Regions from separate parts of the Homo sapiens genome. Here region 2 is linked to region 1. A link is a loop called in an ENCODE intact Hi-C map of the cell type or tissue named here. Cell type or tissue: endothelial cell of umbilical vein. All regions are shown on one strand. Links, peaks and the distances in the headings refer to the core of each region. The heading gives the core; the rest is flanking DNA. Region 1 overlaps PLCB1 (phospholipase C beta 1). Region 2 overlaps PLCB1 (phospholipase C beta 1).

Region 1 (16,008 bases), core at 2,966-10,965:
GTGAGGAAGAGGGTGTGGGTATGGCACTGTGTCTGTTTTAGCTATTAATATCATCAATACTGGTGAAGGAAATTCAAGGAAGGTGAAGGAAAGGACTTAGTCCCCAGATGCTGCTGCTTAGTCAACAATGACTGACACACTGCTCCAGGCCAAGGAACAATCCCAGCCCTCACAAAGCAATCCTCACGTGAATTTTGCTGGTTTTTTTCCCAGATAATGTAAGTTATTGTTTCAACTTTTAGAGAAAGCTACCAAATAAAATAAATAGCACTTATCTTCTAAATTTATAACTACATCATTGCATTTAATCACTCAGTGGACTCTTGAATGACCTATCCCATTTACTATACACAAGAAGGGTCAAAGTTGACAATTTTGGGATACCCTAGAGAAGCATATCCCAAAGAGAAAGCCCCACTGCTAAAAATCATTAATGAAATGTGTGGTACCCAGTAGTTCTTTATGGAAGCCAGACTATTTTTAATAGGAAATCACTAGATTTTCTTGTTGACATTTATGATGCATCATTCAAAATATTTTTGAACTCTGGACTCATGCTGAAAAATGTTACTGTGACTTATGTAAATATTTAACTTTTAAACTTTGCTTTTGAACTCTGTAGAAATTTAAGGTTATCATAAGAGAAGACTATCTATGGTTGCCATTAATGGAAACTGAATCATCACTCTGTACAAACATCCAGAATGGTGTCTCATGCAAATTCACAGGGCAGAACAAGATGGCAGATGGCATGAATGGTAGAACCAATCTTTCTTGCCCTAAGTCTCCAGAAATGACTAAATATGCAGGTATAAATTTAAATCTCTAATATAGGATCACGGGTAAACAAAAAGAATTACAATTTTGAACCACAAAGTAAGAAAGGCAGAAAATAAATGAGATAAGAATGAAGTAGGAAATCAGAACCCAGCAGTCCACAGGCATTAAAACATAACAGATCTTTGGGCCATCCAAACCAGGTAGTGAAATGTCAGCTCTACGAGTGATATGAAGAAATTGAAGTTAGAGCTCCACCTTACACCAGTCCTCATAATACATTACATATGGATTAAAAACCTAGATTAATAACGGTGATGAGAAGGAATCAGAAATATCTTAAAGGAAGCAAAAAGTGGGGAGGTAGTTGGAATGTAACTACATGAAAACTTAAAGCTTCAAGTCATCTTTTGTTACCCATAAATTAGATGTTAAGAAAGTCAAAGACAAACCACAGACAGGAAGAGTGTAATTGCAACATTTATAACAGCTAAAGGAGTACATCTAGAATACACAGAGAACTGTCCACACAAGGGCAAGAGATATAAATAGGCAATCCATGTAAGGAAAAACTGAAATGATCAATAAATGTATGATAATATACACAGTTTACTAGCAAATCAGGCAACGACAGATTAAAACAAGGTGATATAACAGTTGCATCAGTTAGGCAAAAATTAAAATATTTCCTATTACTGTTGGTTGGGCTTAAGAAAACAGTTCCACTCATATAAGACAGGTAGGGTTATAAAATGGTACAGCCATTCATTATAATTTAGGATAGGTATAGCCTTAAATCAGCAATCGCACTTCTGAGCATTTACCTTAGGGAATCCCTGACCCATATTCCCAGAGAGGGCTACACACAGCTGACTATTACTCCATATTATAGGATTCTTTGTAACCCCAAATTAGAGACAAACACCAAGAATCCACCAGTGAGAACTTCTGTATTCTTAAATAAAATGTGGTAATCAATTGTTTAACATACGATAGAGCAATATGAAAGAATGTGATACATACACATGTACTAACATGAAAAATTCCCTAAGATAGGCCAATTTAACGGAATGATATAGACACACATGTACTAACTTGAAAAGTTCTCTGAGACACACTATATGGTAAAAAGGAAATTGTAGAATGGTTAATATGATGTGACTTAGTATAAAAATGGACATAAGCAAAACAAAATGAAATATTTCCATAGTTACACATGCACAAATTTATTTAAAAGAGACCTAGGAAGAAACCATGAAGCTATTACTATTAGTTGACTCTGAATAGAGAACTAGGATTGGAGTCAATGGGAGAGTGCAGTTTAAAGATAGTTACATTGCTTTACTATTTTACAGATAAAAAGATATTTGTATATTATCCACAATATTAAAAACAAATAAAATTTGTAACAAAAAAGAAAGTAATGGGAGTTCTTCATGCAAACCGTGTGTTCTTCCTCCCATTCCTTTTCAAATTTAATGATGTGTTCCTTTTCCCTTCCCCCAAGCTCCAGTTTTATGAAGACAAGGAAGGGTTTACTGAACTATATTGAACTTCTTGGATCTGAACTAGTGGTGACTAGTTTTATTTTTACACCAACCTTGGCACAGAAGCAGGGCATCAGGTTGCAAGGCAAAGGTCTAATTTTTTTCATATTCTAGCAGGATAGGTTTTGGTTAGCTCTTTAACATTGACACTTTTTTCTTCTTTAGCCTTTCTTTCAAAACCGGTGGAGCAGATTCTTATAGTTCACATGGTTTTCACAGCTAACACTTCCTGTGTTGGTTTCTAGTGTTCACATGGCACGGATCCAAAGAAAAGTTATAGCCTAATGTAGGCCACCTCTCAAGTACTCAGGCTGTGCAGGACTCCCTTCTCACCCATGACTTACAGATAAATTCATCCTCTTCACATCACCTACACTTACACAAGAAAAACCACTCTGCTTAAAATAGTCATATTCAGAAACTCATTTTTGCTCATTTTATTCAATAAGATTTACAGAGCCAACAATACAGTGAAAAGAATTATTAAAATAAGTCCAGAGCTGGTACAAAGCATGAACATTTATCCCTAAAAATGATATTCATATTTATCTGCTTCCACCAACTCCAAACATCCTGTCAGTGTTTCACTAAAGCACATTTCTGCTACCTAAAAATGACTCGCTAGCTTTAGTTTTTAATTCCTAAATTCATCATCTGTGCTGTCTTCTTTGTCACCTATCATTTCTGTGGTGACAAATCAAAGGAGGGGTTTTGGAAGGTAGCATGTCATTGTCTACAGAGGGGAAAGCCAGTGGCTTGAAATAAGTGGCTCTGATACAAGATCTGATGTAGCCATGACAAGAGACGGACATGCATAGAACATCATAAAATGTGGCCATTTACCTCCAATGCTATAAAAAAGAAAAATAAAAAACACTTGTAAAATCCCCTCTGCTAGGGATTTCTGCTCACCTCTGAGCAGACTAGGCCTCAGATGATTGCTAATCCAAGTGCTTTGGTATAAGCTTCGTGGACCAAAGAGGGAATATATTGGAAGAAGCCCAAAGGAAGAAGAGAGGCATATTACAATAAATACCAATGCAAGCTTCCCAACCAATGGAAAACACAGTGTATAAAATCAAGGGATAAACTTAAAGGTATCACATTTTTTTTTTGTTTTCTGAGAGATTATCTCTATGGTACATGTGGCAGATTCCTAAAACTAATTGCCAGATAAAAAATATTTTTTAAAAAGTGGCCCTCTAAGTAGCATCATGAATGTACCATTCATTCATGTACCTTCAAATGATCTTATGCAAAAAAATCCCCACTAAAAGCTTGGCATGCCATCTTTTATTTGCATGCACCATTTCTTCTAGCACACATTTACTCTAATTCATCACTTGGAGTCGTCCATCTCCTAAAAGTGGATGAATCACTCTTACTGGTTCCAGGGCTGGGCTTCAAGCCAGAAAGAAAATGACAAACTTGAAAGCATGGTAAGTTTAATTTTTTTTTCTTAAATCCTCTCATCTTTTGGATTCTAAGATATATGATCACTAAGAAATGAGCCTCCAAATTCTGATAAATGACTGAGAGATGACTTTGGCATTTAGAAAGTGAAAAGTAAAATTTACTATTTCTATCTCTTGGCTAGAACTGTAAGAGTAATATCCATGAAAAGAAAAGCAATAACATGATAAAAGGAATTGCTACCACATTATCTGTTTCGCTTGGTCATAAACAGCATTGCAACCAAGATTTAAAAGTTTGTGTAAAAAATGAAAACAAATTTTCCTACCTTTGAAAATAAGCATGGGTCAAAATACTGGGTTCACAACAGAAATGCAACAAAGAGCCTTTGGTCCTAAACCCTTTTTCTTTATTAAGGAAATAAATATTGATGATTGGTCTAGAGGGGAGCTTAACTGAGTTGCCATGAATTATTTAAAAATCCCAGAATATCTTCTGTTGCTTTTATAGAAGCTTGATCTACAAGTTGAAAAATCAAACTGACAGTTTGGTCTCTCGTACAAATACCCAACGTTTAGAAATGCTCTAGGCATTATAAGTACATCGTTCATGAATATAGTTTCAACAGTTCTAAAAATATCCTTTAGGAGAAGAAAAAAACACCCAAAAAACAAAACCTCTTGCAAGCCATTGTTTTACACATAACAGCAGGAAACCAAACAGAATGTCTAAGCCAAAGCGATTAACACACCCAATAATAAATGTGAGCGTTAAGTAGGAAATCTTACTCATACAATTTTTGACATTAGCGTAGGGTCTGTGGTTTACCTCCACTTCTACAGCCACACATGGTTCCAGGGCACACTGATTTAGAGTCTAATTCCAGGACAACAAGACTGAAATTCACCTTTTGAATGATGTGTAAACAGGCTCATTCAGGAGTGGCCCTGGGACCAGACACAGGTATAATTGAGCTTGCCTCAGAGACAGAAGGCAAAGCTGACAGGCAACTCCAGGAACTTTGGATATAAGAAACTAATGTAGAGTTTTGAAAGAGCTAACAATTTGTTCCTCCTTCATCCGTAACTGTGGAGGTTCCAGCTGTTTTAATGGTATACTATTACTATTCTATTGTTTTCAGTATGTATTTAGCATTCTCAGTAAACCCTATCCCATTTCTCCATATATCAAAACTTAGAGAACAAAAACATTCTATATTCTGTGGCCTCTGAGGTTCAAGTGTAGGACTGTGGCAACGATGCTTGAAATAATAACCACTTTCCATGAGTGTTCTCATCTAACTGCCCATTAAACTCCAAATAAATCTTATGATCAGCAGATATTCTACTTTTTAATAATTCAGTACAGAATCATCAATTGGCTTCATAACAAATGAGATAATAAATTCATGCTATTGTGGGCAGAAAGCTAATTTAGTAAGAAATTCCTGACAACTGAAGGAATAGGCTAAAGGAATTTTATTCTTGGTTTTCTGACATCAACAAATTATCAGGGCCAAATTCCTGCTGATTCTGAGAGAGTCCTTAATGAACAGCACAGGGGAAAAGAGAGAGAAAGAAAAGCCAAGGGGTAAGGCTATTGGGTCAAAAGTTATTTTCTCATCATTTTTCTTCATCCTTTATGGGTGGGGACTTAAATCAGTAACGCTGACTAATTATGTGCTACACCAAATGTAATTCAAATTTCCCTGTTCTTATCCTAACACATAATATAAACAGAACCAAAAATACCAATTGCTCTAGAATTTAGCAAATCTAATATTTCAAACTAGTGACTTTGAAACGTCCTAAGTCCTAAGAATACCTTAGATATTCTTTAAAAGTAGAACCTTTAAATAAACTGCAAAAGATCTGTGAAATGGATGTTCTTCTATAGATAAGATACATAAATACTTTTCAAAGTAGTAAACGACTGAAAAATGTAAGAAAGGCATACCTCATTTCTTACCTTGTTTTGATCTGTCCAGTAAAAGAAAAATCCCTGAGGGTCAGTCCTCAAAATAATTGGAGTAACAATAGTTGAGTCCTAGAAATGTAAGAAGAAACATGAATATCAACATATATCACTGTAGAAAAATCTATCCAGGAGTTATTTAAGAAGTAATAATTGTACAGATTCTCCAAAGTAGTCAATTATTAAGAAAAATTTCAAAAGAAATTAGACATGGCATTTTTAACTTCATGGAATTATCCATTATGTAACTGAGGTTCTTTCCTAATAATCAGAAGACTTATACATAACTTGTAAAGGAAAAAGCATTATGATTTATTGATTAAGGTATGTTTTCTATTAAAAATCTATATTTAGCTTTTCAAATAATTTTAACACTAAACATCATTACTTATTTTTATGATTAATATTAACTAAAATCCATGCTTAAGAATAGTATTTTAAATTACATTTGTTCCATAAAATGATTTTTAATTGTAATAGAGTAAAACATAGTATTTGAGCATCACTGTTTCCAAGGTAACAGTAAATAAGGCCATCTTCTACATATTCAGAAAGATATATACAAACTTGTTGCAAATTTCAATTTTACATGCTAAAATAAAACATCATAGGTAAATAGTCTTCTGAGTTTAAAGCATGCATAGTATAAAGCAAAACTTGGATACATTGTAATTATAATATTAAACATTTCTAAAATATGTGTTCTTTTCTCTTAGCAATTTTCAGAAAGACATACCATCTGCACAAGAAAATACATGCCACTGGATATGGATTTTTATACTGAAACACTCAGGCCTTTGCAGGAATTGCATTTTTTAGAGAGACATAAATTGCCAGTTTTTTCAATTTTTTCATACACATAACCATAGTGTGTCATATCATCTAGCTTATTAAAAGAACTTGTAATGAAAATTAGAACTTGCAGAGATAATTTTGGCATTTGGGACTTTTTTCTTCCTAATGGGCAGAGCAGTATGAATGATTTTAATCTACATATTAAGTTTTATTGTAAGAGCCTGGTTCTGGAAAATGTTCTCTGGGTTCAAATTCCTGCCTGTCCCATCTCAGTGCATAGCTTTACACAACTGAAAAAAGAAGGGAATAATCATAATACCTAACTCAGAAGGTTGCTGTGAGAAATAGCTAGGATAATTTGGGGTAAAGCATCTGGGCATGTTTGCCACATAAAAATGTTCATTATTATTATAGTGGATTATAATTAAAAACAGATGTATCAAAATACTAAATGTAAGTTTATCAGGATATTCTGTGTTACTGCAGTAAAATATACAGAACATAACATTTACTCTTTTCTAATATGCCTTTCAGTGGTATTACATGCATTCACCTTGCTGTGCTGCCATCAGCACCATCCATCTTTAGAACTTTAAATCTTCCCAAATTGAAATGCCACATGCATTAAACACTAACTCCTCATTCCCTCTTGCCCCTATAACCTGGCAACCACCAGTCTTACTCTCTGTATCCATGAATTTGACTACTCCAGGTAATTAAATAATTGGAGTATTCTAAGTAGTTATATAAGTAAAATTGTATAATATTTGTCCTTTTGTGTTTGGCTTATTTTATTTGGCATAAAGTCCTAAAACTTCATTCATGGAGCATGTGTCATATCTCCTTCCTGTTTAAAGCTGAATAATGTTCCATTTATGTATATGCCATGTCTTGTTTATCCATTCATCCACTGATGAATATCTAGGTTGTTTCCACCTTTTGGCTATTGTGAATAATGCTGTTATGAACATAGGGGCACAAATATCTATCTGAGTCCTTGGTTTCAGTATATACCCAGAAGTGGAATTACTGGATCATATGATAGTACTATGTTTCATTTTTTGAGGAACTGCCATTCTGTTTTATGCTGATATTCCATATATACATCCTTAACATGCAGTTTGAAAAATATCTTTTACAAGGACCGTGCTGTTGCAAGGAACTTCAGCTAGAATTTTAAAATTTCCCAATTACTTCTAAATGTCAAAAAAAGACATTTGGAAATAAACGATATTATAATGAAAGACTAATTTTTAAAATAGTTTAGGCTTCTTTCATGAGATTGCATGCATAACAGCTCACACCAATGTTTCCAATAAATCATAGCAATATTTTCAGTCCTGTTTTGTTACTTCTAGAAGTTGCCAAAATAAAAGTTTTGACAGGCTGCACACAGCACACATTCCCACTTCTAGAGGACTTTAGAATAAACTGTAGGTGTAACTTATCTTTTTCAGGTCAGTTTCTTTTCTTATCAGAGCATCTGACAAAATTCTAATCAAAATCTTGGTGGCGATTCCCTGCAAGGATCCCATACAATCAAATATTTAAGTGAGCAGAATAAAACTTCTAAAGGAGGCTGAGGCAGGAGAATGGCATGAACCCGGGAGGCAGAGCTTGCAGTGAGCTGAGATCGCACCACTGCACTCCAGCCTGGGTGACAGAGCGAGACGCCGTCTCAAAAAAAAAAAAAAAAAACTTTTCAAAATTTATATTTAGGAACACTGTTCTATGCTGCCTAGTTTGTTTCAGATACTTCCATTTCTAGCTTATTCCTTCCCCTCCTTCAAAATTAACCCTTCTTTGTTCAATGTTTTCTTGACCCCACTCTTCCGGCCACAGTTCCTCTGTTAAGTGATCATTTATCTCGGCTCCCTGCCCGCTTCCTTCATAATCACCTCTAACATTCCAAGATCAGCTGGAACTTGGCATTCTTGCCATGCAAAGTAGGATCTGACCCAGAAATATATGAATGTCTATTTTCAATTCCACCTGCTTGTTTTCCCACCTCCCACATAGCTGCTAGTATCTATATTCTCCCCATACCAAAGTAGCCACTCAACCCAGATCCCAAATATTCTTAATTGTCAGAACATATACCCAGGTTTGAAACTTGAAATATATGACCATCCTTCATTGACAAAGGAGCTGCAGATGGGTTGCGACTCTTGGGACCTTTGACTGTAGAATGATGAAGACAGCTCTCAGATGGTCTATATTTTAATCCTTTACCTCTCCATCAACATCTATAACATGTGTGTATTTCATAAGATTGTGGTTTTTAAACTTGCCTATGCATCAAGTTCACTGAGAGATCTTGTAAAAACACAGATTGCTGGGCTCTTTCTCCAGAGTCCCTCATTTAGTAGCTCTGGGACGGAGTCTGAAAATCTGGACTTCTAAGAAGCTCATGGTGATGCTGATGCTGTTGGTCCAGGGGCCACACTTACAAAACCACGGATGTAGGCCTACAATAGGTGAGGCTTTGGGTCAGGAATAGGATGATGTTTACCTCCAAGAACACCTGTGACCTTAGAATGCAGGCAAACCATATCTTGTGAGTATATTGCTTCTAAGAATTCAACTCTAATTTACTTAAAGTTGTATTTTTTCTGATAAATGTTTGTCTGTAAAAAAGAAAACCAATAAACATACTTGTCTTAAGTTAGTAATAGCAGATAATGTTCAGTAAATTTCTACTTGCTGCTCTTTATTTGATATAATACGTTTTACTGTCATTCCTATATCATAAATAGTGAAGATTAATATAGTAATTAAGAAGATGTTATTTAGTAATTTACATGAATCTCTAAAGAGTCTTTAAGCCAAATCAAAAACAATCAAGGGGCAAAGCAAAAGACCTTAACAAAACCTCGAAATCCTGAAGAATGAGAAACAATTCAGCAAGAAAAAAAAGAGTCACTGGAATCAACATTAACATTACAATGATTTGCTCATCAATGCACTGATATAAGTCAATAATAAATACTAAAGAAACTGAGACGAAATGACAAAGGCACCACTAATCCAAACTCACTTCTAATACCAGTATACCTTTTTATAAAAATCCCTGACTGAATAGTAACTGATACATTCTCAACATTTGCTCTGAGCCAATCACTGTGGTGAACTTCACGTGGCTTTTCTCCTTTAATACTTACAATAACTTAAGAGGTAGACACTATTATTATTCCCATTTTACAGATACCTAGACCAAGGCTTGGGCTAAGTGACTTCCTCAAGGAAAGCCAGTTAAGCTGGTATGGGAAGCACTGGAAATTAAACCTTCAAGTACGCACTCTATAACAGTGCTTCTCAACTTTTTCCATTATTGCCCTGCAAGGGAGGCTTTTTAGGTTTTTATTTTTCTAATCATCCCCCATGACACTTCAATATTGCAGATAGGCTGAATATCTGTTTATATGCTGTATGTATAACTGTGCCTTATACCAAAAAAAAAAAAAACAAAAAAAACAAAAACAGTAAGAAGATTTCTTTTGTTCCCCAAAACCACTTTTCGTTTCCTTGGAAGCGACATGGCCCCTGTTGAGAATGGATGCCCTATACTGGTGCTGTCCAGTACAGGAGCTGCTGTGGCTCCCTTGTGACTACTGAGCACTTGAAATGCGACTGCTGAGACTAAGATGTGCTGCAAGATTTCAAAGACTAAGAATGGAAACAGGAATAGAAAATAGCTCACTAATGATTTCTGACATTGATTACATGTCAAAATGCCTACAGTGGATTAAATTAAATATAGTATTCGTATTAATTCCATCTGTTTCTTTTTTACTTGTTTTAATGAGGCTACTAGAACATTTACAAGTGTCCTGTGTGGCTCACGCTATATTTCTGTTAGGCAGGGCAACTCCAAACCTTCACAGGGACACTCTTTAACAGGGAGATTTCTCACAAAGCAATCTCAGTGCTCTTGTCACACAATTCCAGCAAGGCAGTTTATGGTTTTATCCACATATGCAGCTACCATTTAATTTTTAACATTTAAATAGTACAAAATAAATCTAACTTCTTCTCTAAGTGTCAGTTCTTCAATATCTAACTAGAGCTGTCATGTTGCTACCCTCTGAGCTACGCTTTACCAGGCGGAGGTATGTCACCAGGTTTATCGTGGCCTCCTCCCCAACAACTCACATGTTGAAGTCCTAATCCCCAGTACCTCAAAGTGTGATCTTATTTAGAGATAGGGTCTTTACAGATATGATTAAGTTAAAAGGAGGCCTTAGAGTGGGCCCTAATCCAGTATGACTGGTGTCCTTATAAGAAGAGAACATCTGGACACAGGCATGTACAGAAGGAAAATGATGTGAAGATGCAGGGAGAAGCAGGCCATCTACCAGCCAAGACGAGAGGCCTGGCACACATCCTTCCCTCACGGCCCTCAGCAGGAAGCAACCCTGCTGACACCTTTATCTCCCACTTCCTCCCAAACTGTGAGAAAATAAATTTCCGTTGTGTAATCCACCCAGGCTATGGTCCTTTGCTATGGAAGTCTTAGTAAACTACTACAAAGCATAACCCTAAACCTCAAGGCTCATGTCAAGGGCCAGTCCACAGACCCATGGCACATTCCTCAGCACCACTGTCAGAAAGTCTCCTGGCCAAGGTTGACCACAATTCTCACTCCACAGCGATTCTCATGTTTTTATGGTATTACAAGAGAACACACATGAATAGAGGCATGCACGTCTAAACTAATCGATACCACAGAGTCAACAGGAAAAGTAACAAGCGATGTTCCACAGGGATTGCCCAAGACTTGCATCAGGAAGCAGCAGGGCCAAATACAGCAAATAGAGACACTGGGGGGAAAACAGCTATGCAACGGGCAAAGAGTTCTAAGGGTCACAGAAAATCAGATGTGATGCTTGTCAAACTAAACATGAGCAATACAGCCCTGACTATGAAATGAAAACATTATAAACGTAGTCTTGGATGCCAGGTGAGGAATTAAGATCATTGGAGTAAAACATCCACGTGTATCAGCATTGATGAGACTTTTCCTCCAGGAGTGTCTCTACTCTGAAATTTCCCAAAATAAAGAAAAGCAGAAGAGATGAAGAAGGTCCAGAGTAGAGGGTGCAAAACAGTGGAGAGAAGCAATGTGAAGATACTGGCTTCCTACAGAACAAGCAGAAAAATCCCTTTTAACACAATGTAGGGAAATGTTGGAAGAATTGTTCTTCAAGTGTCGTGCAAGATCCTTCAGATAATCCACGAGAGAACCAAATTAAAGCCCAGATCCCAAATCAACCGAGGTGCTCCTGGCTTAGTGGGGGCATCAGATGAGAAAAACCAATAATTTCAGTAACATATAGCTCTGGTGGGTATGCAGTGGCACCTCAATGTGTTTTTTAATTTGCATTTCTCCAATGACTAATGATGTTAAACATCTTTTCATGTACTTATTGGCCTTTGGGGTGGCGGGGAGGGCAGTGAACTGGCCGGATACTTTTAAAAGCATAGTATATCATTTATCATTTTCATCAGTGGTTCTCAACTGGGAGCAATTTTGCACCCCAGGGGACTTTTGGCTATGTCTGGAGACAATTTTGGTTGTCACTACTGGGAGGCTTTGCAACTGACACCCAGTATCTAGAGCGAGGGATACTGCTAAATATCGTATAATACACAGGCCAGACTCCACAACAAAAAACTACTGGGACCAAATGTCAATGGTGCCAGGGTTGAAAACATGGTTTTAATGGTTTCTGGTTGACTTTATACGTCTAAAATCCTGCAAGGACCTACGCAGTATATATGCAGGCCCTTGCCATCCAACCACATTATCTGAGCCACACTCTCCTGTGCTAATTCTGCTTCTCTCCTTCAAAATCTTGTGTTCCTTGGCTCTTTGGAATACCCACACCTGCTGTTCCCTCCACCTGACACATTCTTCTACTCATGCTGGCCTAAATCCCACTTGTCATAAATAGAATTTTCCAGGGAAACCTTCCATGCTTCCTATACTCACTTGTACTTTTTTTCCTTCATAGCAGTTATAATGAAAATAATTGTACCTCTATTTGCTTAGCATCTGTCTCCGCAATAAGGGCAGGCATGAAATCATTAATCATCATCAATCCACAACACTAGCACAATGCTTAAAAGAGACATCAGTACATTTTTAAAGTATGACTGGTGAATGAATGGATGAAGGGGTGGAAGGTACTGCAGCAAATAAAAACAAGGAAGATTCTGAAAAACATCAGTTGGGGTTGCTGGGAGCCATGTTGCCCACAGCCATGATAAAGAAATTTCAAAGTAGTGGTGAGGGCAGAAAAAGACTTTGGAAGGCTGAGAAGAAGTAGGTAGGAGGTAAGGACAGGGAGACAGTGACTATAAGTTACACTTGCATAGTAGAGGGAAGGAGATGAAGAAGAAGACGGTAACTAAAGGAGGAAAAGGGACTGGGGAACATTGTGTTGGTTTTGAGGTTGGGATTTTTACTAGTAAAGGCATATTGCTATGTTCTTAGGAAAGCTTCAACTGAGGGGAAACTCATATAGACACTGTTAAAAGAAAGGGGAGTGGTGTCAGATAATAATGAAGTCAGGATTCAGAGATGCCAGGAAGGTCGAGCTCCAAAATATAAATGCAGAAGGTGAGGTATTTCTCAGGGGCAGGAGGGCAGCTGGAATAATGGAGGTGGCCCAAGTACATTAAACGAGGAGTGGAGAAAGGAGGAAATTAAAAGCATTGTTCCAGGGACTTCCATTGCCTCTGTACACAAAGAATAGTGTAGGTGGAAGTTCATTATAAATCAGATTTAGAACTATGTCTTGTTACTTTTCTCACTTTAGCAATAAAGCACAAGTATTCTTTTTTCTCTTTGTGAATCATTATCGTGATAGGATGTTTTCACAACCATGCATCTTTTGTTCTGTCACTCCCAACGCTTCTGAATTTCTTTAAGGGCTTTTCATTGCAATATTTGGGTGTATGGGTGAGCATATTTTTCAGAAAATAGGAACTAATGGTAAAATTTAGAATATGAGAAATAAATACATTAAGCATCATCACCTTCAACCAATATTGAATTGCAGTGTAGTATACACTCAATCTTAAGACATATTTGGACCTTAAATGAAATCAGCACTGTAACAGCAGTGAGCTCTGCATTGCCAATAAATAGTTTCCTTCTCAAACACACATGGAGAAATCCCATTTAAGAAGGTCACAGAGTCCCTTAGGACCCTAGGAGATTTCAGATGGAATGGAAGGACAAGGAGCAAGGTGTTCCAACCAATGTAACACAACACCTCAAAGGTCACGAAGGTCTCATAGGAGCATGACTGCCCTCCAGGTCTGCCTCAAGGCTGCACACTCCCCTGTGTGAACCCACTGTGAGCCAGACAAACACCAGACAGTTCCTTCATTCCACAAATATCCCCTGAGCATCAGCACCTCCCAGTGCCAGGCCTATGCTCTCCCCTAGGGAAAAAAATAATAATGATAATTATAAAGCTATAGCCCTCCAGAAGTCCTGCTCTAGTTGTAATATAAACAAGGCCTATCTACCTCCCTGCACAAGTAATATAGATCTGGCCTCTCAGTTGACACTGTCTTGCATTCTGCATCGTGCTTGAGAGCAGGCAACTCACCCTCTACATTTCCTTCATGTCTACCATATTCTTGTTCTTCCATGGTCCATGATTTCTATGAGAGGCCATGGGACAAGCCTAAATAGGAATCAGCAAAAGACAACATTTACACGTATGTCGAGAAGAAGAAAAGGTGGAGTAACAGATATAAAGAGTCTTGCTGAATGCAGAAATGTCACTTACTCGACAATGAAAAAAAGACCTTTAACACCATACCTGAATACCTGTCTTTCCACATGCATGTTTCCACGCTGACTGACTGATGTAGAATATCTTTAAAGACTATAGAGCATACATTGCCCCCTCCTTTTTTTTTTTTTTTTTTTCGGAGTATCGCTCTGTCGCCCAGGCTGGAATGCAGTGGCGCGATCTTGGCTCACTGAAACCTCTGCCTGCCTCCTGGGTTTAAGTGATTCTTCTGCCTCAGCCTCTCGAGTGGTCGGGATTACAGGTGTGCACCACCACACCCAGCTAATTTTTGTATTCTAGTAGAGACGGGGTTTCATCATATTGGCCAGGCTGGTCTTGAACTCCTGACCTCAAGTGATCCACCTGCCTTGGCTTCCCAATATGCTGGGATTACAGGCGTGAGCCACTGCGGCTGGCCTGCCCTTTTTGTCTCAAAGCAGCAATGAGGTTTTCCAATGCTCACACATCTTGCACAGTGTAGACAAAAACGGACTGTACATACACCATGAAAAAGAGCTATTTTGAAGACAATAGCTCAAAAACTGAGTTTGCAGGGATCTAAGCTTCATATGTATGAATCCTAAAAATAACAGAGATTCTTTGGAAAAGTCTATCAATCTCTTCAAACTTGTATTCATTTAGACTCTATTAAAAGCTTTTTGTTGGCCACGTTCGGTGGCTCACATCTATAATCCCAGCACTTTGGGAGGCTGAGGCGGGTGGATCATGACATCAGGAGTTTGAGACCAGCCTGACCAACATGGAGAAACCCTATCTCTACTAAAACTACAAAATTAGCTGTGCGTGGTGGCACAAGCCTGTAATCTCAGCTACTCAGGAGGCTGAGGCAGGAAAATCGCTTGAACCGGGGAGGCAGAGGTTGCGGTGAGCCGAGATTGCGCCATTGCACTCCAGCCTGGGCAAAAAGAGCAAAACTCCGTCTAAAAAAAAAAATAAAAAAATAAAAAGTTTTTTGTTGTTGTTGTTGTTACTAAAAGGACCCTGTTCGGGGACATCATGGTAGACTGGAAAGGACACTGAATTTGGCCAGAAGACGTAGTTTTAAATTCCTATTCCAGATCTACTTAGTTATGTGCCCTTCGACAAATCACAATCACTAGCCTCGATTTGCTTCTACGTGAAATGCAAAAGACAAACGCTTGCTCTTTTTCCTACCACCCGAGGTGGTCTTAATGACTGAACAGGGGTAAGCAGGGCTGCTATATAAGCATGAATGCCTGCTATTAGGACTTAGTCTGGATTTTGAATTCCAGAGGAAATATTACAGCAAAACTTCATTTTACTCAACAGTAGTACTGAAGGAGAAAACTATGTAGGATACTTAGATGATTATTATATTTAGGACTGAAAGCTGTGAAATCCTAGAACCGCAAAAGGCCATATCAGCCAGGATTTGGTGCGAGAAACAGAAATTTCTCTTGAATTTTGAAGATAAAGGGACTTAATATAAAGTAAGCACTTGACAGAAAAACTGGAAGGGTTGGAGGAGCAGGCTTTAGGTTGGCTCTCCATGAATGATCTCAGAACATAGCAGCACAGACCCTTGGGGAGAGCTATTGTATCTACCACATTCAGAAAGGTGAGAAATCAAGAAGGAACTCCCGGGGTCCAAACAAAACACCAGCTTTGTTGAAGCCAAAGAAGTGTAAGCTGCCAACAGGGAGTGGCCA
Region 2 (16,008 bases), core at 3,669-11,668, 75 kb before region 1:
TGAGCATCACAGGGAGGCTGTTACATCTGATTCATTCCCAGTCCCAGTCTTCATTTTAAGAGGTTGATAATTTTGTCTATCCCTCTACTGTGGATCAGCCAACCAAACCAACTGGCCACGGGAGACACCTATGATCAATGACTGCCCTGCACAGGGCTCTCCTGTTTGGTCAATGGGTTCACTCATGAAATAGAATTAGACTTGGGAATGTGTTGCTTAGACTTGGGAATGCGTGCAAAGAAGCAGAATAAAAGAAAGAAGAAACAAAGGATGCAAGGAAAGAAGAAACACCTGCTGACAACAGATTTCCTAATCAATCATTCATTCAGCATGTATACCAACATAGTGCCAATTGTGTGCAGGACCTATGTACCATGCTGTGGTTTGAAGTGTCTCACAGACCTCAAGAGGCTCTCCTTAGAAAACAGATAGGTCTAAGGTAGTGGTTCTTATGCATTGGTGATTTTGCTCCCCAGGGAACATTTGACAATGTGCAGATATATTTCTGATGGTCACAACTGGGGAGGTTACTGACATCCAGTGAGTAGAGGTTAGGAATGAGACTAAACATTTTACAGCTCACAAGACAGCTGTCTACTTTCCCAAGAAAGAGTTATCTTATCTGGCCCCAAATGTCAATAGTGCTGAGGCTGAGAAATGCTGATCTAAATGGAGAGAATAAATCAACAGCAAAAGCATGTGATACATGCATACATAGGCTTCTACCTAAGAAATGAAAGGGGACAATCTAAATTGTGGCAGGGTTGCAGCATGGGATGGTTTCTAGAAAAGCTTTCTGGAGCAGCTGACCATGAGGTAAATTTTGACACAGAGATTAGTTGAAGATTATGGAGAGGTGAATGGAAAGAAGGGAATGGAAAAATAGTGGTCAAGGTAAAGGAACAATGAGGGTGATGGTGCATAGGAACTAAATTACGTAACTCATTGTGTTAGAGACAAGGGCCAACCTGGTGCACCATGGTTTGGGGGCTTGAGAGGTAGGCAGGGGGTAGTTCTGCTAGATGATGAGATCTCTGGATGTTAAACTAGAGTCTAAATCAGCAATGTGCAATCAAACTTCTTGCAGTTAAGAAAATGTTCTGTATCTACACTGTCCAACTCAGTAGCTACCAGCCACATGCGACAAATGAGTACTTGAAATGTGACTGGCGGGCTGGGAAAATAATTTTTGAACTTTAAATGATTTTTAAACTTTAAGTTTAATTGACATTAAACTTAATGTAAATTAAGTTTAATTAGCTGAAATTGAAATAAACACATGTGGCTAATACCTACCACTTTAGATAGAGCTGGTCTTGCAAGCTATGGAAAGATTAGTGGTGGGTACAAATATACAGTTAGATAAAAGGAATAAATTCTAATGTTGGACAGCACAGTAGGATGACTATACCTAACAATGATACATTGTATATATTGTTTATTTCAAAATAGCTAGGAGAGATTTGAAATGTTTCCAACACACACACAAAAAATGATAAATGTTGAAGGTTATGGCTATCCTAAATACCCTGATTTGATTATTACACATTCTAAGCATGTACCAAAAGATCAGGTGTATCCCATAACCACATGTATCCCAAATATGTACACATATTATGTATCAATTTAAAAGGATTAGTAGGATAGTCTGATCAGATTTGGACTTTAGATTGTCCTAGAAACATCCCAGAGTAGGGCTTCTACTTTTAAAGTACATAGGAGTCACCTAAGAAACTTATTGAATTGCACATTCTGTTTCAAGAGGTTTAGGCCTACTTTGTTTTCTGTTTTTCAGATTTCTTTTTTTTTTTTTTTTTTTTTTTTTTTTGCTGCCAAGTCGCAACTCTGTTGCCGAGGCTGAAGTGTGGTGATGTGATCATGGCTCACTGCAGGCTTGAATTCCTGGGCTCAAGTGATACTCCCACCTCAGCCTCCCAGGTAGCTGGGACTACAAGTGTGTGTCCCCATATCTGGCTAAATTATTTTTTTTATTTTATTTTTATTTTATTTTATTTTATTTTATTTTATGAGATGGGCTCTCACCATGTTGCCCAGGCTGGTCTCAAACTCCTGGGCTCAAGCGACCCACCCCCGCCTTGGCCTCCCAAAGTACTGGGATTACAGGTATGAACCACTGCACCCAGCTCAGATTCTTCATTTCTAGCAAGCTCTCATGTGAAGTAAGAACTGCTGGCTCATGGACCACTCTGTAAGTAGCAAGGGTCTACAGCAGTACTGTTCAATAAAACTTTCTGCGATGATGGAAATGTTCCATATCTGTGATGTCCAATATAGTTATCACTAGCCATACATGGCTACTGAATACCTGAAATGTGGCTAATGCAATGGAGGAATTGAATTTTTAATGAATTTAAGTTAAACTAATTGAAATTTAACTTTAAACATCTGCATGTGAGTACTGGCTATAGTATTGGACTGTGGATCTATATCAGTGCTACCTGAATTATGAACCAAGCTGTTTTAAAATCTCACAGGAAGATAAGTACAGAAACTGAGAGTAAATATGGGAACTTACAGAGCAAGTTGAGAGAGCAATTTTAGTCTATTTAAATTAATAATTATTTAAATTTTTAAAATAATGTTTTAAATATTTTTTAATATTTTGCATGCCTGGGTTTTTCTCATTTAATTGTTCTAATAATTCATGTGTATTATGTTTTATAGTAATATTGGACAGCAATGTATTCAGGAAAAAGCCTGCTCTTCTCCAGGAATAGAAAGATAAATACTGCTTGTGCTCATTCACATACGGAAGCTACAAACATTGATCTCTTAGAAGTAGAATAGAACAGTGGCTACTAGAGGGTGAGAAGAGTAGCGGGGAGGGTGCATGGGGGGATTTGTTAAAGGACACAAAATTACAGCTAGATGAAAGGAATGAGTTCTAGTGTTCGACAGCAATGTAGGATGACTGCAGTCAAAAATTGTATATATTTTCAAATATATATAAGACAGGATTTTGAATGTTCCCAACAAAACAAATTGTGAGCTTCTGAGGTGATAGATATGCTAATTACCCTGATTTGATCACTAGACATGTATCAAAACTCACTATGTACCTCATAAATATGTACAATTATTATATGCCAATTAAAAAATTAAAAACTGAAAAACAAGTGGAGAGTTCAGCCTGAGCAACATGAACCTTGTCTCTACAAATAGATAAATAAATAAATACAAAAAAAAATTAGTGGGGCGTGGTGGTGCACATCTGTAATTCCAGTATTCTGTGGGAGGCTGAGGTGAGAGAATCACTTAAGCCAGGGAGGTCAAGGCTGCAGTGAGCTGTGATCATGATCATGCCACTGCACTCCAGCCTGGGTGAAGGACCCAGTCTCAGAAACGAAACAAAACAGAAACCAGAGTTTGAAACACTGACCTGGAGGACAAATGCGGGGGTGGGGATGCACAGAGAAGGCAAGGAGACTTGTCAGGAGGCCATTCCAGCAATCCAGAAGGATAGGTGGATGGCAAGGAACAGAGAGGAAAGTGCAGCTTTGAGGGGAATTAAAAAGATGTGCTCTATAAAGGTTGGTGACTGAGTGGGTGTATGAGATAGTGGGGAGGTGGGTACTTGTATGAATAATCAGTGCTGGCCATTTAACCAAACATCCTCTTGCTGGGGTAAAAATTGTATGGGCCGATTGTTATTCATCTTTATTTTATTATTTTATTTTATCTTATCTTATTTATTTATTTATTTTGAGACAGAGTCTCACTTCTGTCGCCAGGGCTGGAGTGCAATGGCACAATCTCAGCTCACTACAACCTCCCCCACCCAGGTTCAAGCAATTCTCCTGCCTTACCCTCCAGAATTCGACTTTTATTTTTCACACTTTTTAAGTCTCCGAAGTTTGTCATTAGATTTTATGAGGGATAGAACCAACTTATTTAGATATGTTCAAATCATTAGAATATATTTAACTAGAATGATCATTTTCATATATCATTAGATATATTTTTGGATAAAATCTGGGAGTCACTCTTGCTTCATCCATGCATCAATAAGTCATCTCTTTGAGTGGGTTTTCCCAGAAAGTTTGCTAAGCCCATATATTTTATGTGGACTCTTGAGAGCATTAAAATCAGATTGACCATTCCCGAGCTTCAGTCCTAAATTTTTAGATTTGTTTCATTTGAGTCCTATGGGAATTTTTCTTTCTTGATTGCCAACCTGTACATAATGAAATGATATTTTTAAAGCGTGGCTGTTTCAACATTAAGCTAAAAAGCAATTTGTAAAAGTGTGGGTTGGTAGGGGTGAAGACAGAATTGGAGCTTTGCTGTCAGACAAATAAAATGGACTCACTGAGAGGGGAAGTGGCAAGGCATCGAGCAGCTGCCTGTAATCAGTTTTTAATTCAGGGATTGGTTGGCTGGAGTACCTGCTGTGAGGTCAGCAGTATGCTATGTGTTTGGGTGGATTGAGAGGAAACCAGAGGCTTAATTTCTGTGATCAAAAATCTGCCTGGTTGAGTGGAAGACAAATTTTACATACCAAGTGGCAGTGGGAAACAAGCACCTGGAGTTAATGAAATGCTAATGTAGACAGGCAAAGCCGCACCATCCTAAGAGTTTATTTATTGTTTTTGCTTTTCTCTTAAAATTATCTAGAAGCTTCCTCATTCATGACCTAGACTCATTCTGTCCAATATGGTAGCCTCTAGTCCTGCAATGTGGCTGGTCCAAACTAAGGTGTATTGTGAGGGAAAAATACACACTCTGGGATCCAGACTCTGTACCCATTCCTTCCCAAAAAAAGAAGACAAGGAGAATGTAAAATATCTCAATAAATTTTTATATTGATTACATGTTGAAATGATAACATTTCAGATGTTTTAGGCTAAATAAAAATATTTTAAAAATTGGTTTTACTTGGCCGGGCGCGGTGGCTCATGCCTGTAATCCCAGCACTTTGGGAGGCCAAGGAGGGTGGATCATGAGGTCAGGAGTTCAAGACCAGCCTGGCCAAGATGGTGAACCTCTGTCTCTACTAAAAATACAAAAAATTAGCCAGACGCAGTGGCAGGTGCCTGTAATCTCAGCTACTCGGGAGGCTGATGCAGGAGAATCACTGGAACTCAGAGGGTGGAGGTTGCAGTGAGCCGAGATTGCGCCACTGCACTCCAGCCAGGGAGACAGAGTGAGATTTCGTCTCAAAAAAAAAAAAAAATTAGTTTTACTTGCTCCTTTTCATTTCTCTTTAATTTGGCAACTAGACTATTTCACATTACCTGTTAATTTAAAGGAAGTCATTGCGTCAATTCTGGAAGACTGAAACAAGCCATGGAGAAGGAAGTAGGAGGTTATAATATAAAGGAGATAGAGAGGTCCTGGAAACTTCTTCAGGGAAATGCAGAAGATATGAGGAAAGCATCCAACTTTGAATCAATGATTCTAAAATCATTGCTATAGGCCCCCAGCTTCTCCTCATTCATGTCCTCCAAGCTCAACCTTCCTCCTGGCAGTGTGCTCAGTATGACCTGGGCACAGTCAAATGGCAAACGTGAGGGAGGTGACCAGGCAAAGGTGACCTCACAGGGTCCAACACACTACAGCTAGTGGAGAGAAAGCAGCAGGGAGTGCACAAGTACCAAGGGAAGCTGTAGGATTAGTGGACAGAAGTAGGTCTGGGGTTGGGGCCAGAGTTCACAGTGAAAGGTAAGCTTATGGCTCGAAGCAACAGTGAAGATCATCAACAGGGGTGTGAGAATGACCTGCAAAAGACACTTAATTTTCAATAACCACAGAAGACCTGGCTTGACATTAAACAATATAAGAGCCCTCAACCAACCAGTGACAACTGCAAGAACAAGATGGCCCTTACCATGTGCCTAGACACCATCCCGTGATGGAAGAGACAGAGAGGAAAACCCTTGTACAGGTTACAAATAAGAAGGCAGAAACTTAAGGCTGAAAAAGTTTTAAACGTGAAAAGACTGCAAGATATTTAACTGGTAACATCAAATATTTGCTGTGGTCAGCTTAAACAAAGATAAACTTGAAATGAAAAATCATTTAAACAAACACCTAATCGTGTCAGCTGTATTGTTATATCCTTAAAGTCACTGTCCCATCCAACTGGCAAAAGTGAGAACTGAAAGTGAGAACAACCTTGGCTTTCTCTGTTCCTTTCAAGGAATTTTTGTAGGTCTCAGTGATGAATTTCTTCAGATGAGCTGAGCTAAAATTGCCCATTGTGCCTGCCACTTGGCAGGTAAATCAAGAGAGCAAAAATAGCAGAAAGTAGACTCTATAATACCAAAGGTGAAAAAGTCGGTGAAGCTAAAAGTTCACTTTCAAAACACAGAGGGGATTCCAAGTATGCCAAGACACAAGATATCAAGAAACTATAAGATTATCTCGAATTCTAATATTCTAAAATACTATAAGCCTCAACATATTTAATTGGAAAATATGCAAGATGTTTGTTTCTTCACATGAGCCATAAAGAACTCAAAGACTCAGTTTATATAAATGGGACTCTCCCCCAATTTACAATTAGGCATTTAAAATAAGGTATCTTCACACTTCATTCAGACCCTATTGTAAAAAATCCAACTGCAGAAAAAAACAAAACAGAAGAAACAAAACAAAACAAAAAAACCCTTATGACACAATGGAGAAATGCTGATCCAAGATAGGATATTGAAAACATGTAATTACTGTTAAGTTCGTAGATGTGACAAAAAGAATCCTTTTCTTGCTGAGATACTTACTAAAATATTCATGGATGAAATGATAGGATGTTTGGGGAAAATAATCCATTGCCTTGGGGACAGCAGAGAATTAAGACGGTGTTTAGATCAAAGTATTTATGAGTTAAGGATGGTTTTAAAGAAGTGATGGACACATTAGGGTTCACTATACTTTCTCATATTTTGTGTACATTTGAAATTTTCCATAATGAGTGGTTAAAAAATGAATACCACAAGCATAATGAGCTGAAGAAGCCATGATATAAATGAGTACACACTGTGATTCCGTGTATATGAAGTTCAAAACCAGACGAAACTCATCTAATGAGAGGAAGTCAGAATATTCTACCTTGGTGAGGATGGATAGTGAATAGAAAGAACACACGGAGATTCTAGGGGTGGCGTGGTGGGCGGGGGGATGGTGCCAGAAATGTCTTATTTCTTGATCAGGCAATGGTTATGAGGTTGTTCAGTTTGTGAAAATTATTTTGAATTATAAACTTTATGATTTGTTCACTTTTCTGTATCTTTGCTATAATACCATCAAAAAGTTCTTTAAAAATTTTTTTTAAAGCTGATATGCTGCGTGATGATTACATAGGTGTCTATTACTATTAAATTCATTAACATTTATGGTTTATGCATTTTATGTGTGGTGTATACTTCACAAAACAAAAGATTTCAAAATGTAGTCTCAATTGCCTCAACCCAGCAAGATCACTATGAACAGCCTGAAGTTATTAGACTAATAATCTAGACGTTATTAGTCAAAAGCAAAATACTTTAATGTTTAGGTCTTGTCTATTCTCAAAATTCAAAGTACTTATTAAAAACCCTGTGGGTGCTGAACTGTTAACCCTCTAATCCACCCTTAAAGATAGATACGATCATTTTTAATTTATAGAAAAAGAAATGGTGGCTAAGAAGAGCTCAGAAACTTACCCGATGCCACAGAATTAGTAAGCCAGGACTCAAATCCACATCTACCTGGCTCAGAAGCCTCTGTGATTATTTCCATTTTACCACAATGATTTCCAAAACAAGCACCCAACAAATGTGCAAATTAAGTTACATGTTTATTTTACATTAAGCAGACTGCTTGTTTAAAATGTGGTTTCTGTTTTTAACCAAAATAACTCAAAATGAAAACAATTTGAAACTGTATGCAACTTTATAAGCAACTTTGAAAAATTCCCTTAACCTCACACATGCCAAATCTCACTAAAATTTACCTATTAATTCTATCCCTTTTGTGCTTTCTAGTGCATAATTGCTAGACGCCAAGCAAGCACTGTAGGGGTGAGGCCAATTATCCCACTTGAAGTTAAGATATATTTTATTCTGGAAGAATGAGAGTTCTTTGAATCAGGTTGGGGAAATTCATTTTTAAAACTATTAACTATATGCTTCCTTAAAGAAGACGTTTAATCTGCACGCATGTGTTTGAACTGAGTCACTCTTAAGAATGTATGCTCTTTTTGAATTCTACAAGTATTTGGATAGATGTTTACATACCCAAAACACAATCCTTTCCCATGGAATTTAACCAAGATTTTTTGCCCTGGGAAATGAAGAGACCTGGACTTAATTCAACAAAAGCAAATGTGCACAGTAAAACAAGTTTAAGGCTGAATTTCAAAAGTTGAGACACATTACAATCAGTAGTAAGCAGTCATTTTTCTATTTTCTAAGAAAGAAAAAGATTGAGAGAGAGAAAAAAAACTAAAAAGTCAAAGTTGAGACTCTATCAAGTCCTCAGGCTTGATTGTTCAATTTTGATTCCTCCAAAGGGCTGGCTTGCAGGGTATTATCCAATGTGATGGTAAAAATGAGTCTTCAAGTCTTACTCAGGACAGAGTGATCTTACAGACTGTTCTAAATAGAGCTGTGAGACAATATAAATGTTCAAAGAAGGCCTGGGTTTTGGCAGTTTATCTGAAGCACAAATTCCCTGAAAGGGCAAGACTCCTTAGCAGGGCAACTATGGCTTCCATAATAGAAATGCAACCAGGTCCTTATATGGGACATACACAGGAAAGCTTATTGATGCTGTGGCAGAAATAGAATTCCACTTAACAGAGGCACTGCTGCAAGCTACAGTAAAGTTGGAACATTTACCTATCAGTGGAAGTTTGCTTGTTTTAAGTGGACAAAACTGTTCAATTTAGGACAGGCAGTAGACCTATGGACATAGGTAATCACTCATGAGTGAAATGATAATTTAGCTAATCAAATACTATTACCATGACACATTTACAGAAAGGATGACATACACATTTGTTGAATAGCTGTTGTAAAAAAAAACTGTGTAATAAAGGATTGAATTTATTTCACAGAGAAGGCTGATGTAATTAAGGTTGAGAAAGCCAGTTTATTTGCATCTGATTACAATATTGAAGACAAATATTGAACAAAATTATTAAAAATAATGTAAAATAGGGCAACATAAAAAAGTCTAACGGCATGTAATTGGAGTCCCAAAAGAAGAGAAGACAGAGAGTGGGACAAGATATTTGAAGAAATGAACAAAATTTTGCCAAATTTGGTGAAAGACATGAATTTACAGACTGAAGAAACTCAGCAAAAACCAAGTAGAATAAATACAAAGAAATTCATGTTTAGATTCATCATAGTATAAGTGCTGAAAACCAAAAGTAAAGAGAAAATTTTGAAAGCCACTAGAGTAATACAAAATATTACTTAGACATGAACTATGAATTTGAGTGATTAATAACAACAGGCACAATAAGTTGACAAATATCATAAACGTATTGAAACAACTACGTTACCCCAGAATTCTATATCTAGAAAACAATATCATTTAGAAATGAAGGAAAAGTAGAGACATTTTTAAACAGAATAAAATAAAGAGAACTTTTCTCCAGCAGATCTGTACAATGGCAAATGCTAAAGGAAGCTAGGCTGAAGAGAAGTGAAACTCAGAACTTCAGAAATTAATAACAAGCACTGATCGTGGTAAATATGTGAATAAGGTGTTTTTAAAGATGATTTTCCATCTGAATTTCTTTAAAATATATATTAGCATTTGAAGCCAAATTATAAACACTGTCTTGTCAGGTTCAGAAAGTATGTAGGTGTAATTAGCATACAACCACTATGGAACCAAGAAGCATGTAAATGAGCCTCTATGATTGCATGATTTCTATATGATGAGATATAGTATTAAAGCTGTTTTGAAAACATTTACTAAAAGTTCTTGGAAAAATAATGGAAAGTGAAACCTAAATTTCCAGACATTTTGATGTTTTTGCTTCAATTCAGCATAAGTAATTATGCAAAGAGATGTTTGAGGAGTATAGGTAAATGTACAGGGCTATGGAATATGGAGTTTTCAGACCCATTTAAATATTGAAACTCTGTGTAAATTTTAGCTTTGACCTTGAACTTCTCTTCTCTGAATGTTTCTTATATAATACATATTTTGTTAATGCACTTAGGTTGCTATTTGAGATTTTAAACCTAAGGAAGAATTATTTATTGATGGGGGACAGAAGAGCCCAGCCTGAGCTCAGAGAGGACAGTGATAGTGATAGTGTGTGAGAGATGAATCTGACGTGTTCATCTCTCAATTAAACACACTGGCAAAGAGCCAGCCTGGAGCCTTCTCATGATAACTGAGATTTAAAACCTTGCCTTTATTGTGAAACATATAGAATCTGTAAAGAAATTGTAAGGTTCAAGGACTTTTTCAAGCTCCTCACTTTCAATTTCTTGGTTTTATTAAACAGTGCCCAAAAGTTGCAGTTACTTAAAAGATATATAAAAAAAATTGCAATTAGAATGCAAATCAGCCAAGTGAAGTTAATTGACCAGTTTTGGTTATCATCATCATGATGACAAAGGCTAATTCAGATGCTCTGACAAAGAGGTGATCGAGTCCTGAATCAAAATGAAAACCGTCACCTTTCTTTTTTTAAGTTCTTGGCTCACAGTCTTATAAACTAGAGCTATCTGAAATTGAACTATGGTTGCCTCAAGTTATCTAGTCTATAGTAATAATCATTAACATTGAGAAGATATATGTATGCATATATTCAAGCTGCATATAATATTTCATTTAACCTTCAAGTCAACTAATGGACTGGATATGGCTATCATCACTTGGAGTTTACAGGTGGGAAGTGGAAGATTTCCAACTTCCCAGAGTGTTGCCAGTGATGAAACCATAATCTCATCTGTGTCCCAAAGCCAGTACTTTTAAACCTTAGGCTAACTGCTTCTATTTCCATAAAGGTCTGGCCAATTGTACTGATGCCAGGACACGAGGCAAATTTCCAGAAGCATTATTTCACCTCTGATCCTGTCCCTTTCTTCAGAAGAGGAAAAAATAATGAACACTTGTATTAGTTTCCTAGGGCCCCCATAACAAACTGTCACAAACTGGGTGACTTTGAACAACAGACATTTATTCTCTCACAGTTCTGGAAGCTGGAAGTCCAAGCTCAAGTTGTCAGCAGGGCCATGTTCCTTCTCTAGGCTCCAGCGAAGAATCCTTCCTTGCCTCTTCCTAGCTTCTGTGGCTCCTGGCAGTCCTTGGCATTCCCTGGCTTGCAGCTGTATCACCCCAATCTCGGCCTCCGCCATTATATGGCCTTCTTCTCTGTGACTCCCCATGTATCATCTCCTCTTCTTATCAGGATGCCACATAGGATTTTGGGTCCACTCTGATCCAATATAACCTCATCTTAACTAATTTTATCTTCAAAAAATATATTTCTAAATAAGGTAACATTCTGAGGTTCTGGGTGGATGTGAATTTGCAGGGAACACTATTCAACCAACTAAACCCCTAGTGAATGCATCATTTCTCTCTGAATAAGCCCTAATCTGATTCTGTTGTTTTTGTGGAATTTAGTACACCTGTATTTGATTAGCACTTTGTGGATTTCAAATGTTTTTATCTGTCTTCTCTCTTTTGATCTTAAAAATGTTATACATAACCTGGGCATGTGATACCAATCGCAGTTTTTGGATGATGATACCAAGATTTTAAGTCATTTCTCAAACTTCAAAACTCAGTTAAGTGACAGATCAGGAAGTAGAATCTAGAATGTATAACTTTAACTCCATTTACATTCCCAAATCCACCACCCCACAAATAAGGGCTCATTCATTTATCAAAGATGTATTGCATTCTTATTGTATGCCAGGCATTGTTTTAGTTAACAAGAGCACAAAGATATTCAAATTTGACTCCCCACCTGTCAATAGTTTGCAACCCAAAGAAAAAATCACTTATGAAACCCTCACGTTGTTTAAATGGGCCACATGTACTACTTATAAATAATAATATATCAAATGCATCAATGTGAAGAAATAAGTTTTTAACATATAACAATTCAAATTCTTATGTATCCCTCTAATAATGTAACTTTTATTTGTGGGAGAAATGGGTCAAATAACACATTTGTGTGAGCAAGCGAACTTAACTCTAGAATTGTGTGAGTATGTAAATAGATTTGGACATAAATCCGAGCTGTTGGTTTAGGTGTAGTGACTACTCTCTATCAGAAAGACATGAGCTTCTACCTTGTTTACAAAGATTTAAAGAGAACTGTCAGTATCTTACATCAACAAACTAGAGCTTGGCAAGCTAAGACAATGCTAAATCGCTCATGTTACAGTTCCTGCCCATTTAACAAATGCTTTCCTTATGGAGAGCAGTAGTTCCCTTATAGAGAGCATCCCACCTTCTAACAACTATCCAGGCTCTATAACTCTAACTGAAACCTGCCCCAGGGCCTTTGCTTGTAGCAGAAGTTCTCACCCACAGCAGTCCCAACATTGCCACTAACAAATACGTATAAGAAAATAAAATGTATTCATCATGCAATCTGTCTAGCCACTGATACGATTTCTTAAAAGACAATATAATACTCTCATTTAAATATGAAGATGTAAAAGGAAAGCAAGTTATTCTAACAGCATATGCATCTCAATATATTAGTGATTGGTTACAGCTTCACTAGAAAACACAGTGAAGTCTTGAGATGCTTGTACAAATAAGGAGAACCACAATGAGTGTCACACATTGATGGAGGTGCATTACATTGGGATTCAAATGCTAGGATTGGTGTATCAGTGACATTCTGAAATAGTGAGTAACTCTTGGTAATGTTCTTAACAAAACAAAGGAAATCATCCCTCAATTTAGAAGGCAGTCACAGTCCTGGAAATCCAGTGTAGAATAAAACTCTGAAACTTCTAATTCACAGCTCAATAAAACACTGACACACCTACATATAAGGTGGAATTATATGTAGTTCAGATCATTTTAAAATGCCTTTTTTGCATCTGCATAAATATCTGCTAGAATATTTGAAACTTGTGCAGGAATGTGCTGGCCCTTTCCCACCATATTCCCCAATCCATGGAACAACCAAAATGCCCACAAAATTCTGAAATATTTTCTAGGGAGTAGCATTGCCCCTTCCTTGAGACCGACTAATTCATGCTCTCTGTTGCCTTTTACATACTAGATTTTGTCTAAGGGCCTATTTTTATTTGTCAATAGCTATAGAGTGCTTACTATGTGCCAAGACATTTTATAAACACTAACTTATTTAATCTTCAAAATAGCTCTGTGAAGTAGGTATTATTATTACTCCCAGTGTACATTAGAGGTAACTGAGGAATTAAATCACTGGCCCGAAGCCACAGAGCTGGTAAGCGGTGGAAGCTGAAATTTGAACTAGGCAGTCTGGCTCCAGAATCAACGCTTTTCTGTGTACTAATGCTTCTTACTAGTTGGGGAAAAAGAGGCAAGTTTGTTATATGAAAACTGTTAGCTCTACCACTGCCTCACTCTATGACCTATCTGAACTCTGAGCATATGTATTATGCAGGGAAGAGCCAAAGCGCCTTTAGATACTCCCATCTCTAACACTCTCCCAGGGGATAAAACACTGCCCTTTTAGAAACCATACTTGCAAGAGCATTCCCCACCAATGAAAACAGGGAACACATTTGCCTTGTTCACTGCACATGCCCCTAACACATATAATGGATATATAATGAAGAGCATGAATATTATTGCATAGATGAATGAATAAATGTGAACCAAAAATTCAGTTCAATAGTTAGCCCACCTGTCTTAGTCCATGTTGTGGTTGCTATAATAAAATACCACAGACTAGGTAATTTATAATAAACAGAGTTTTGTTTCTTATAGTTCTGGAGGCTGGGAAGTCCAAGATCAAGTGCCTGCATCTGGCAAGGGGCTGCTTGATGCATTATCCCATGATGGAAGGTGGAAGGGCAAAAGAGTGAAACTGGGAGCAAGAACAAGAGAGTAAAGGAGCCAGACTCATCCTTTTAATCAGGAACCCACTTCCGCAATAACTATCCCACTCCTGCAATAATGACATTGATTCATTCATAAGGGCAGAGCATGCATGACCTAATCACCTCTGAAAAGCCATTGTTGCACTGGGAATTAAATTTCCAATGCACATAAACTTTGGAGGACATACTGAAACCATAGCACCATTCCTTTACAACTTTCCTCAAGATCTTCAGCTCTATGCATCATCCTACTGGAAAAATCACACTGCATTTCATACTTTGGTAAGAAGTCCAAGGTCATTGATATCACAGTCTCACAAATTCCTTCCTATCACTTTCATCAGATTATTGAACAGCTACACCTTTCTCTCCACCTGGAAGCCTCTGTGCTGCTCTTCCTCTGTCCTCCCTCCTTCCATCCTCAGGGAGAGATGGGGTACTCCATCTCATCTCTTTTCTTTCTTCTTCATTCAGTCCCTTGGTTTCTTCTTGAGTTTTCTTCTCTGTGAAGTTATCAATCAGCAGATCTTGGCCTTCAACTCTACCATTTCCTGAGGCTCTGACCCCATGGTTTCACTGCACTTATTGCAGAGATCACCTAGGGTTAGAGATCCACTAGCCCTAGAATCTTCATATTTAATGGGGTCTTTACTCAGAACTGTAACACACTTTGGCTTCTGCGTGAAGGTTTCAGATGCTTTTACAAAGGAGATGTGAATAAGGAATAACTGGGGAAATGTCACCTTCAGTAAAGTGGGTTTAAAACAAGGTTTAGGAGAGGTGGACAAAGGCTTCATCACAGTACCCACTCACAGTCAGACTGAAATCATATAGAGAAGGTGAGTGACAAAGCACCTCAGTGGTGAGCCACGCACAAGAGGACACATTTGGGAGAATGTCCCTGGTAAGGGGGAGAATAGGAGGTATCTGCCACTAGTTGTGGCATGTCAAAGAAGTGGGTTGACACCACTATTTTGGTTTTGGTTTGCCCAGGGTTCTGAATGCTCTATAATGAATAGACTTAGAGCTCCATGTACTTGAGTTTCTATATAGGCACCGCAGATGTCAAATATTTTTATGTTCATCTATAGCAAGAGAAATACTCTGAATTTCTCCCTCTTATGCTATATCATTTTTGTGTACTCTTATAAGATATCTTTAAATATGAGGATTTGTGGGGCCTTTTCTCTGACCTTTTTGAGGGGAAGGATCTTCTACTTCCCAGGAAACTACCTTTGGTTGAGTGGACACCATGAGTCACGATCAGGTTTCTATTTCTACTCAACCATACCCACTTTCTATCTTTACTTAGAATCGTATTTTTAAACTCAAATTCATCTCTGAACTCTGCCTCTGTTTTAGAAGTCCTCTTTAAACTGTGGAGACCAAAACAGAACACAACACATTCTACTTTAGCTTTGTGGAAGAGAATTACAGAATTCCAGCATGGTTTCAGATTGAGGTTTGTTTCTAGCTTCAGGAGTGAATATTGCAGCCTTGTACTCAGTCTGAGATCCACAATGACCATAGCATTTGAGCTATGTTTTCCCTATCCTAAAATTTTATATTGCCCAATAGCTTTGCTAAATTCATTCTGTGAATAGAAGTCCATGCACAAAGTATGATGGGTGCTTTCAATTATAAAGACTCCCTAAGTAAAAAACATACAGTTTACATAAAACTTTGCCAAGGACTCCCAAATATGGCAGTTCTTCAACTGTGAGAGCCTTCCAATTTTTCTGAACTCATGTCCCCATGTCCTATAATCATATAAAATGTCAAAAGGATCCTAAAATATCAGCTAATTTTAACAAACTCCTCAACATCATATAAATAGGCTTTTTAAATGAAAAGCATAAAAAGAAAGAAAGCGCAAAACTGAATTACTGAATGATGTGGGTATCATCAAATTAGGGTATCATCCAATTAACTCTGCATAAAGTAGATTTCTCTCTTACGATGTGTGTACTGCTCCCTGCTGTGA

What was found. Peaks named below come from ENCODE experiments on the same cell type or tissue, not always from the same donor. Only the 100,000 strongest peaks of a DNase experiment are listed, where the experiment ranks them.
Region 2: it touches region 1 in a loop (2.2-fold over the local background); 15 of 110 quality-filtered maps call a loop at or near these places.

Annotation. Positions count from the first base shown.
Region 1 is chr20:8,140,069-8,156,076 of GRCh38, reverse strand. It overlaps PLCB1 (phospholipase C beta 1), which reads right to left. Exons shown (of 32, transcript NM_015192.4): 2 at 5,706-5,783. Among named protein-coding and RNA genes, the nearest start is that of PLCB1, 16 kb to the right of the region's middle. RefSeq lists cis regulatory regions at 541-554, 577-588, 581-594 and enhancers at 476-620, 511-655, 516-660. In endothelial cell of umbilical vein, for the core only: no CTCF peak of the experiment used is centred there; DNase peaks (open chromatin) are centred at 3,736, 4,476, 7,406, 8,386 and 2 weaker places; H3K27ac peaks cover 6,409 bases.
Region 2 is chr20:8,215,877-8,231,884 of GRCh38, reverse strand. All of the region lies in intron 2 of PLCB1 (phospholipase C beta 1), which reads right to left. Among named protein-coding and RNA genes, the nearest start is that of PLCB1-IT1, 25 kb to the left of the region's middle. In endothelial cell of umbilical vein, for the core only: no CTCF peak of the experiment used is centred there; a DNase peak (open chromatin) is centred at 8,264.